Linked DNA regions of Mus musculus: region 2 is linked to region 1. Evidence: chromatin loops called from intact Hi-C (ENCODE). Cell type or tissue: gastrocnemius. All regions are shown on one strand. Links, peaks and the distances in the headings refer to the core of each region. The heading gives the core; the rest is flanking DNA.

Evidence for each region. Peaks named below come from ENCODE experiments on the same cell type or tissue, not always from the same donor. Only the 100,000 strongest peaks of a DNase experiment are listed, where the experiment ranks them.
Region 2: a loop joins it to region 1, with 4 times the contacts of the local background. A loop is called at or near these places in 2 of 42 quality-filtered maps.

Annotation. Positions count from the first base shown.
Region 1 is chr19:8,710,949-8,715,333 of GRCm38, reverse strand. Slc3a2 (solute carrier family 3 (activators of dibasic and neutral amino acid transport), member 2) reads left to right here and starts at 1,437. Exons shown (of 9, transcript NM_008577.4): 1 at 1,437-1,992; 2 at 2,431-2,604; 3 at 3,406-3,500. The coding sequence starts at 1,587. In gastrocnemius, for the core only: a CTCF peak has its summit at 1,941; DNase peaks (open chromatin) are centred at 163, 1,485, 1,913 and 2,283; H3K4me3 peaks cover 3,852 bases; H3K27ac peaks cover 3,553 bases.
Region 2 is chr19:9,133,151-9,137,535 of GRCm38, reverse strand. It overlaps Asrgl1 (asparaginase like 1), which reads left to right and starts at 1,970. Exons shown (of 7, transcript NM_025610.3): 1 at 1,970-2,021; 2 at 2,549-2,749. The coding sequence starts at 1,982. In gastrocnemius, for the core only: a CTCF peak has its summit at 1,883; DNase peaks (open chromatin) are centred at 1,910, 2,244 and 2,594; H3K4me3 peaks cover 1,747 bases; H3K27ac peaks cover 1,474 bases.

The DNA.
Region 1 (4,385 bases), core at 136-4,135:
TTTCTCTAGTGAGGCCGGGGAGGACTTTGGGAATTCAAAAGGACAGTGGCAGGTGATGAGACTTTTCATATCCCTTCCTCTCTACTGTTCTGGCCTTGGCTTCTGCTTTCTTCCAAATACATAGCAATCTTGGCTGCCGGCCTACGTGGGGAGAGGGAGAAAGGACCTGTTGTTTCCTTCCGATTCTCTCTGAAAATAACCTAATTGGAACACAAAGTTCCTGAAATTGTTGGCACCTCCTAGAGTTGATGTTCACTTTTCACTTGTCCCTGCTGCTAACCCAGTCTGCCCCATTTACCCTTCCTCTTGCCAAGGACCTCTGCCGGGGGAATTTGAGAAACTTTCAAAGTGTGAGGGAACTAAGCTGGTTCCAGGGCCTAGCATAGTCAACTGATGTAGCCCGGCACACTAGAGGGTTTGAGAGTTATTGCAAGGTGGTTAAGAGTTAGAACAGGGGCTGGAGAGATGGCTCAGCAGTTAAGAGCACTCACTGCTCTTTCAAAGGTCCCGAGTTCAATTCCCAGGAACCACATGGTGGCTCACAACCATCTGTAACGAGTTCTGACGCCCTCTTCTGGTACATCTGAAGACAGCTACAGTGTAGTCACATATAATAAGTGAGTAAATAGTTCTTCTGGTGCATCTGAAGACAGCTACAGTGTAGTCACATATAATAAGTGAGTAAATAGTTAAAAAATAGTAAATAGTTAAAAAAAAAAGAAAAAAAGAGTTAGAACAGCTTGTATATTAAAAGGGTAGGTGCCTCAATACCTTCGGAATGTTTATTACAGCCCCATTAATCTCTTCTGGATGCCTGATTCCCAGTAATCCAACATTCTTGCTAGTAACTAGGGTAAGATAATAAGGGTAGTGACCACTTCAATTCTGCAGTTGAATTTTAAAATCAAGAAGAACGGATTAGAGTTGATCCTATGCAGTTGATGAAGCAAAGGATTGGAGTGGGTGCCCAGTAAATAGTTGCTGCCTGAGGAATTAAATTCAAGGAGTCTTGAAAGGTGAGTACGTGTAAGCCCCGAGGAGAATCCAGGAACTCAGCTAAGTCCGGAGTATGAGAAGATGTACGTAAAGCAGAAGTGAGATGTAGTGCCAAGGTCTGTGTGAAGTTGGGGAGATCAGCCTGAGCCGTGCTTGGGGCGAAGGGATCACGATGTGGATGGAGACTGGTGTCATCTTGTGGAGAGAAAAGAGGCCTCGCAGGGTAAGGGGCCGGAAGGTCGGAGGAGGGGCTTTGAAACCTGGTCAAGACAAATTCACGTTTGTTATTCTAAGGGTTTCTGACCACAAGCTCCCCTTCCCAGACTCTTGCAGGAATAAGCGTTAGGGATAGACGGGAGTATTCAGCGAGGCTGGAGGTGCGAAAAGACTTCTCTGCATCTCTTTAAGAGGCGGACCGGGGCGGAGTCCTGGGTCACTTCCCCGCCGCCACACCCGCCCAGCGGCAGAAGCAGTTAGGAAGCTCTGCTAGCCTCACGGCCACGGGACGCCTCTCTGAACGGGGATCCAGGCAGGATTAGAGCTGCCTCACTGACTACAGGCCGTGTCGTGTCACCGTTTCTGCAGGCACCATGAGCCAGGACACCGAAGTGGACATGAAAGATGTGGAGCTGAACGAGCTAGAACCGGAGAAGCAGCCCATGAATGCAGCGGACGGGGCGGCGGCCGGGGAGAAGAACGGTCTGGTGAAGATCAAGGTGGCGGAGGACGAGACGGAGGCCGGGGTCAAGTTCACCGGCTTATCCAAGGAGGAGCTACTGAAGGTAGCGGGCAGCCCTGGCTGGGTGCGCACCCGCTGGGCGCTGCTGCTGCTCTTCTGGCTCGGTTGGCTGGGCATGCTGGCGGGCGCCGTGGTTATCATCGTTCGGGCGCCGCGCTGCCGTGAGCTGCCTGTACAGAGGTGGTGGCACAAGGGCGCCCTCTACCGCATCGGCGACCTTCAGGCCTTTGTAGGCCGGGATGCGGGAGGCATAGCTGGTGAGTAGGGTGTGCACCCTCATCCCTTGCCCCCATGAATCCCTCGTTTAATCGGGCATTCTGCTGCTTTTTTCCTTCCTCCTCGTCTTCTCTAGAACGCTGGTGATTCTTTACTGCAACCTATTTTTTTTGGGACGACTCCCTGGCAAAAATCCCCCCCCCTTTCTTTAAAAAAAAAAAAAAAAAAACGCTAGCCGGACCCCTACTTCTTCCTAAGGGTGCCTGACTCAGCACATCATCTTTCTCCTCTCCCCTCCCCCAACCACGCGGCCCTGAGCCAGTTCAAACCAGTTTCTGAAGTAATGTGTGAGACTCCTTGCGTCAGCTACTTTGTCTCATGATCCAACCCGCGTCAGAGGGAGTCGGGAAGTGGTGGAGAGAATGTGGAGGCTGGAGGCTTTTCATGCCCTATTGGTTAACCCAACCCTCTCCTCCTAGGTCTGAAGAGCCATCTGGAGTACTTGAGCACCCTGAAGGTGAAGGGCCTGGTGTTAGGCCCAATTCACAAGAACCAGAAGGATGAAATCAATGAAACCGACCTGAAACAGATTAATCCCACTTTGGGCTCCCAGGAAGATTTTAAAGACCTTCTACAAAGTGCCAAGAAAAAGAGTAGGTCTTTCTAAGGAACTAGAAAGGGTTTGGCATTCTGGCCCAGAAACAGGATAGAGTTTTTGTCTGATTTTTCTCCTAACTGGCTCAGTTTTTTTGTGTCAGGCACAAGGGGGAATATGTTATGATTTACACTAAAAAATGTGCTTCATGCGTGAGCGTAATTTTTATGTATTTATTTTGGTTTTGGTTCTCAGGTAGGGTCTCACCATGTAATTGGTTGGCCTGTACCTGACTACCATGACCAGGCCGGATGAGAGTTTACAGAGCTCCCCTGGTCCCGAGTGCTAGACTTAAGTGTGTCACCATGGCTCGATAAAATAAATGGCTTTTAAATGTATAAAGTAGATCCTATATATAGAAGAGATTCAAATGCTGCTTTAGAGTTCACTATAGAGGGCTGACAACGTAGCTCAGTTTGTAAGAGTGCTTGTCTAGGATCCATGAAGACCTGAGTTTGATTCCTCAGCACAACACAAGCAGCATGTGCCTATAACCCCACACTTGGGAAGGAGATGTAGGGGCTTATTTATCCTCAGGCAGCCCGCCCACATACACAGAACCCTGACTTCATGGGAGGGGAAAATAAGAAAGAAACCAAAACCTCAGTATGGAAACTTGTGTGTGTGTGTGTGTGTGGGCGGAGGAGGAACTGCTCTAGTATAAAACCACCTGAGGGCTTTTGTGGGTTTCCTTCAGATTCTGTGCAAACCGTATGTAGGTTCACCTAGTAACCTGTGTTCAAGTTCCTTGTTTCCTCTTCTTCCCCAAAGGAGTTCTCTCAACTCGTTATTTTTCTAGGCATTCACATCATTTTGGACCTCACTCCCAACTACCAGGGCCAGAATGCGTGGTTCCTCCCTGCTCAGGCTGACATTGTAGCCACCAAAATGAAGGTGAGGTTTTATGGCCGACAGCATACAGATGTTGGTGCTGTGTGGATTTATTCACAGCAAGCCTCCTGTGCACTGTGTGGTTCTCCCAAGCAGGAATACCTCTTCCCATAGCCGGAGGGATAGGCCCAGGTGCACGGTGTTCTTCTTGTTTCTGTTCTGACTGCTTTGTGTGTGTGTGTGTGTGTGTATGTGTTTCCTTTACTCTAGAAGTGAGGCTGTGCCAGGAAGGGAATTTCTCAGATGTCAGTCTGGAACTGGAAGTTTAATTTTTCTTTTTGTGATAGGAAGTCTTTTCTTTCTCTGTGGGAACCCTGACCTGACTGGTTTCCCAGTTTTTGTTTGATGTATTTGGAACTGAGCCCAGTCTGAAATTATAAGTACTAGAGTCTTACTGTGTATCTGGTATTTTATCTTCCCCCATATTTTATTATTTTTTAAAGAGTTAACTCCACTATGAATGCTTTTTAAGATTTGTTTTTATGCATGAGTGTTTGTGCACTATGTGCATGTTTGGTACCCCAGCACTTGGGAGTTTAAGGTTATCCTCAGCAATGGAGATCTAGAACACAAATCTCCCAGCAACTAGCAAGAGCCAAATTGGGTGATTATAGGAGTCTCCAGAGGCAAGACAGAAAATAGAAAGGGTATTGGACAGTCAAGAAAGGATATTGGATCCCCTGGAGCTGAAGTTACAGATAGTTGTGAGCTGCTGCTACGTAGGTGCTGGGAACTGAACCTGGCTCCTCTGCAAAAGGGGCAAGCTCTTGACTCTGCGGAAGCTATTACCACTGAGCTCTCTCTCTAGCCTCCTGTCCCAAGTATTTTATAGCTGTTTTCTAATTTGTTTAGTAAACCCACAAAATATTGTCTGTTACTGACAATCTG
Region 2 (4,385 bases), core at 226-4,225, 420 kb before region 1:
AATAGGTGTATTTATCCATTAAGGTATATTTAGTTTCAAGTTTTCAAAAGAATTTCTTATTTCAATTGAAATGTATTTTTTTCTATTACCAGAAAGCATTTTACCCTAGAAAAGATATAACCTGCAAAAAAAAAAAAAAAAAAAAAAAAAAGGAAGGGAGAAAGTCCAGGCCTGTCCTCTCTCCTGCTCAGTCATTGGCTGGTCAACTCTTATTGACAAATCAGAGACTAAATGGGGAGCAATGCTTATGCAACACTGAAGCAGAAGATACTTAGAATAAGCATTACAATGCCCTGTCTGGATTGCAACTAGATATGGGGACAGAGAAATCAGCTTTTGAATAATAGAAGGATAATCTTTACACGGTATACAATAAAAATTATGCCTACAAGGTTCAACTACATAGTAAGTTTGAGGCCAGAGTGTAATGTATGAGACCATCTCAATTTCTTTTTAACTAGAGCAAATTCAAACTCCTCTCTATAGCAGAGCCACTCTTAGAGCCTCACATTCTGATGTAAAGTCTCTCGAAGAAAGAGAAAGGGGTGAAGATATCACTAGTGGGAAAGCATAGAATACTGTGGAAGGAGGTGGACAGGCAACCAAGACTGGGTAATACCAGACCTGATGCTCTGGTTTCCAGAATCAAAGGCTGGTCCCTTCTCCAACATCTCTTTTGCATATGATCTTTCTTCAAGCAGAAATCTCTAATTATGTAGCAAATAAACACAATAAATGAAACCCACCCCAATGAGGACAAGACAAATCTACTCAAACCTTGCTAATGCAAAGGAACCAACCAGCCACTGGTTTTGGTAGAGACTCAGAAGCAGGCAAACGGGTAGGAAAGGGCTCTATGGGGAAACAGGCTGTGTCCTGTTTGGATGCTCTTGGCCTAGGGAAGCTAGGGATAGACTAACTAGAAAAGATGGCCCTTTGTGATGGTTAGGGGAATCAGATACAACTTTTCTCTAGTTGGTGGTAAGATGGAAACAAGAAAAAATATTAGGAAAATTGGCACTTACCCACCGGGTCCTGACCATTTGAAGCCATCTTTATTGAGGTTTATTGAGGTCTACAGAAGTAATGGTTGGGAAGTCTTACACAAGGTCAGCCCTTTTCATTAACATATGAGCCTGGGTTGCCCCACCTTAAAGAGAGAAGGACTTGCAAAATGAAAGTCTATCTTTGACACCAACTCATCTAGCCAATAAACAGTACAAAGCGATTGATAACGAAAATAAAATATTGCTTCAGTAAATTTAAAATTAGAAAACAAAGGTTGTGAGAAAAAAACAAACTCATAATTCAAGTAAAATTGCTTTACATAATAAAGCAGGGCATTCTTCCTAGGTGTCACTGCTACAGAAACCTGTAGATGTCACTGGCATCTGTTCTCCCTCTTTGACTATCAGAACAAAACTAGACTCTAGGATCCCTTTGGTGAATACGAAGTGTTTGGTCTTCTACCCCTGCCGCCACAACTGCTGGAAGCAAGGAAAGAAGAAATGTCAACAAAAAGAGGGCACTGAGAGATGAAAGGATTTAGAGCTGGCATCCCTAGACTTAGAGGAGGAGAGGAGCTGGGATTTCTGGGCTCTCAGAGTGTCTAATGAACAGAATCTGTCAAATTAGAGGCAGAGGTATACTTTATTTTCTTCTCTTCCGAAAGATTAAGATGGGGAACTTAAAGGGAAAAGGTTTTAATGTAGCATTCTAACTAGCAAGACTTAAGAGCATGCGATAATTTCAAGGCAAAGGAGACAAAGGGTCCCGCGTGCTACTAGGGAAGTAGAAAAGCAATGTTATTCTAGATCTGGAGTCCCGGAAGGCTGGTGCGCAGCGCTAGGGACCCCGGGGCTTTACGGTAACTCAGCAGCGCCCCGGGCCCCCACCCTCGTGCGCAAGCGCGGAACCGTTGCCTGCAGAGCGGTTGCAGGCGGAGCGGTTTGCTGCCTGGTGGCTTGGCCAGTTTGACATCATGGCGTGCGCCCGCGGCACCGTGGCGCCGCCAGTCCGAGGTATGGGAAAAGAAACAAGAACAAAAATGTAGGATTTACCAGAGACGAGGAGCTCAGGTCCGAAGGACGTGGGGAAGTCCAGTCCTCAGGGTACCCCGGACCCTAGGTGGAGTGAACTGGAACAGAGAGCACGGACCCCGGGAAACTGAGGCACAGAGAGATTCCTGGGAGGAGGGCTGGAGCTCTGATACATGCGACCTCAGTACTGGCGCCGAAATAGAGGCTGGTGTTCTCTGGGGAAACTGAGGCTGAGGGGTAGCGCTGTGGCACAAGCGCAGGCTCGGAGTCTTGACACCAGGCTTTCTGAGCCACAGATGCCCCTGCCAGGTCGGAGTGGGAGAGCATGGGGAGGAATGCTGGGAGGCTTGGGTCGCTTTGGGGTTTTGTAACAAAACTCTCACTGAGCGGGGGGGGGGGGGGGGGGGGGACGGACGACACTGAACGGAAACAACTTTGACGCTGCTGCTCACTTGAGTTGGTTCCCTTGGACCGGTACAAAATGACACTCGCCTCTTCCTGATGCCTAGCCTCCATCGATGTGAGTCTCGTGGTGGTAGTCCATGGTGGCGGAGCAAGCAACATCTCAGCCAACCGGAAAGAGCTGGTGCGCGAGGGCATCGCCAGAGCGGCAACCGAGGGCTACAAAATCCTCAAGGCGGGAGGGAGCGCGGTAGATGCTGTGGAAGGAGCCGTGACTGTCCTGGAAAACGACCCAGAGTTCAACGCAGGTAAATTATGCTTGCCAGGTGAATAATGCCAAATCGGAGCAAGTTCCTGTCCACACCGACGCGGTATCCTTCAGTCTGACTGGCTTTGTGGTCAAATAATACTCTAGAGCAAGATGCAGTGCTGAATTTCCTCATTTTGCACTAAGCAACTTGTTTTGAGAATTTTTTTTAAGTCTGTTAATTCGCCTTTTATATAGCCTGCCCCCTAAGAATTCAATACTAAAAGCCAGGCATCTTGTTGGAGAGCCCTCCATAGCCTGAAACCATCTTCAAGCCTCAGCCTTCCAAGTGCTGGCTTTACAGGTGTAGACTTTTGGTATTTGTGGGTCTTGAGGTAGACTCTACATACCATAAAATGTAGCCATTTCGGCTTTGAGACCTGTGTGTACATTCCCTCCCTCTACCCCTCTGCATCTGTGTGTTTTCTCTGCCTCCCCCAAATTAAGCTCAAAAATCTTGAAACAGATGCTGGGAGAATCTTTTATTATAATATCCGGTCCCTGCTAAACAGTAAAGTCACTAATCATCTTCTGACTAGAAAATTGACTCTGGATAGGTCTCTAGGTGGAGACTGATCATTTTACAGACCAAGCCCTAAGTGGGAATTTGAGATTTACAGCCCCTCTCATCTTCTAGAAAAGAAAAAGGGGCCCCCACAATGAAGCAATCCAAAAACTATCCCTGAATTTTGGGGATGGGAAAAACCTCCAAATTGGTGAGTATGGTCGTATGCCAGTCCCAGCTCCACAGCAAAAGTGGGCCCAATACCCAGCACCCTTCCAGACCCTGCCCGGTGTTTGTTCATCTCAGTGTTGAACTGCCTCCTTTATATGACACACTAGTAAGACATCTGAGTCTGTGAACTGCTCTAGAAAAGGAAGCCCTAGCAGGAGACTGGCTTGCAGTTGTCTGGCAGAAATTATAGAGAAGCTACTATTTAAAAATTGGCATCTGAAGTAAGGAAGCATTCTTGTGGGAGAAAACCCCTTAGTCTGATGTGGGATCAGACTCTTCAAGGCAGCTAGTGTCAGAAGGTCAGTGTCTGCCAGAGCATGATGTGGGGAGGGGACTCCCACATCACTGTCAGAAGGGAGGTGCTGAGAGAAGCCCCAAAGCTCTTTCCCACTCCTTCCTTCAGAAGAAATGAGTTTGTGTTTCCGAAAAGTCATAGAAATGCAATCAGAGTGAATTATTTTGTGTTTGGCCATGTTCTAGGAAAATAATTGTCATAATGTGTCTACAAGACCCAGGTAGCAGTGGTCTAAGAAATTCAAAAGACTGTACTCTCTAGTGCTGTAAAGTAAGCATAATTATTTTGTTTATCTATCAGAACACTGCTGATTAATTTACTGGGCAAACATTCATTTCTTTTGTTTTAAAATAGAAACCCTAAGATCTTAAGATTAAAATGCTTTTTAGAACTGTACCACCATCTGTCTTGGGGAAAAAAGTTTCAGGCTATCTTAACCAATTAACCATCACATATTTATTTTCCCAGAGGGTCTTAGCAGAGGCTGCTGAGATACTGGGATACCTCAGCTGGAAACAGCAGATGGGAAAGACAGTCCAGGCAGATATTCTGCTGTTACCAGTCCCACTTCGGCAGCTCAACCTCTTGACCTCCTTCTTTACAGCA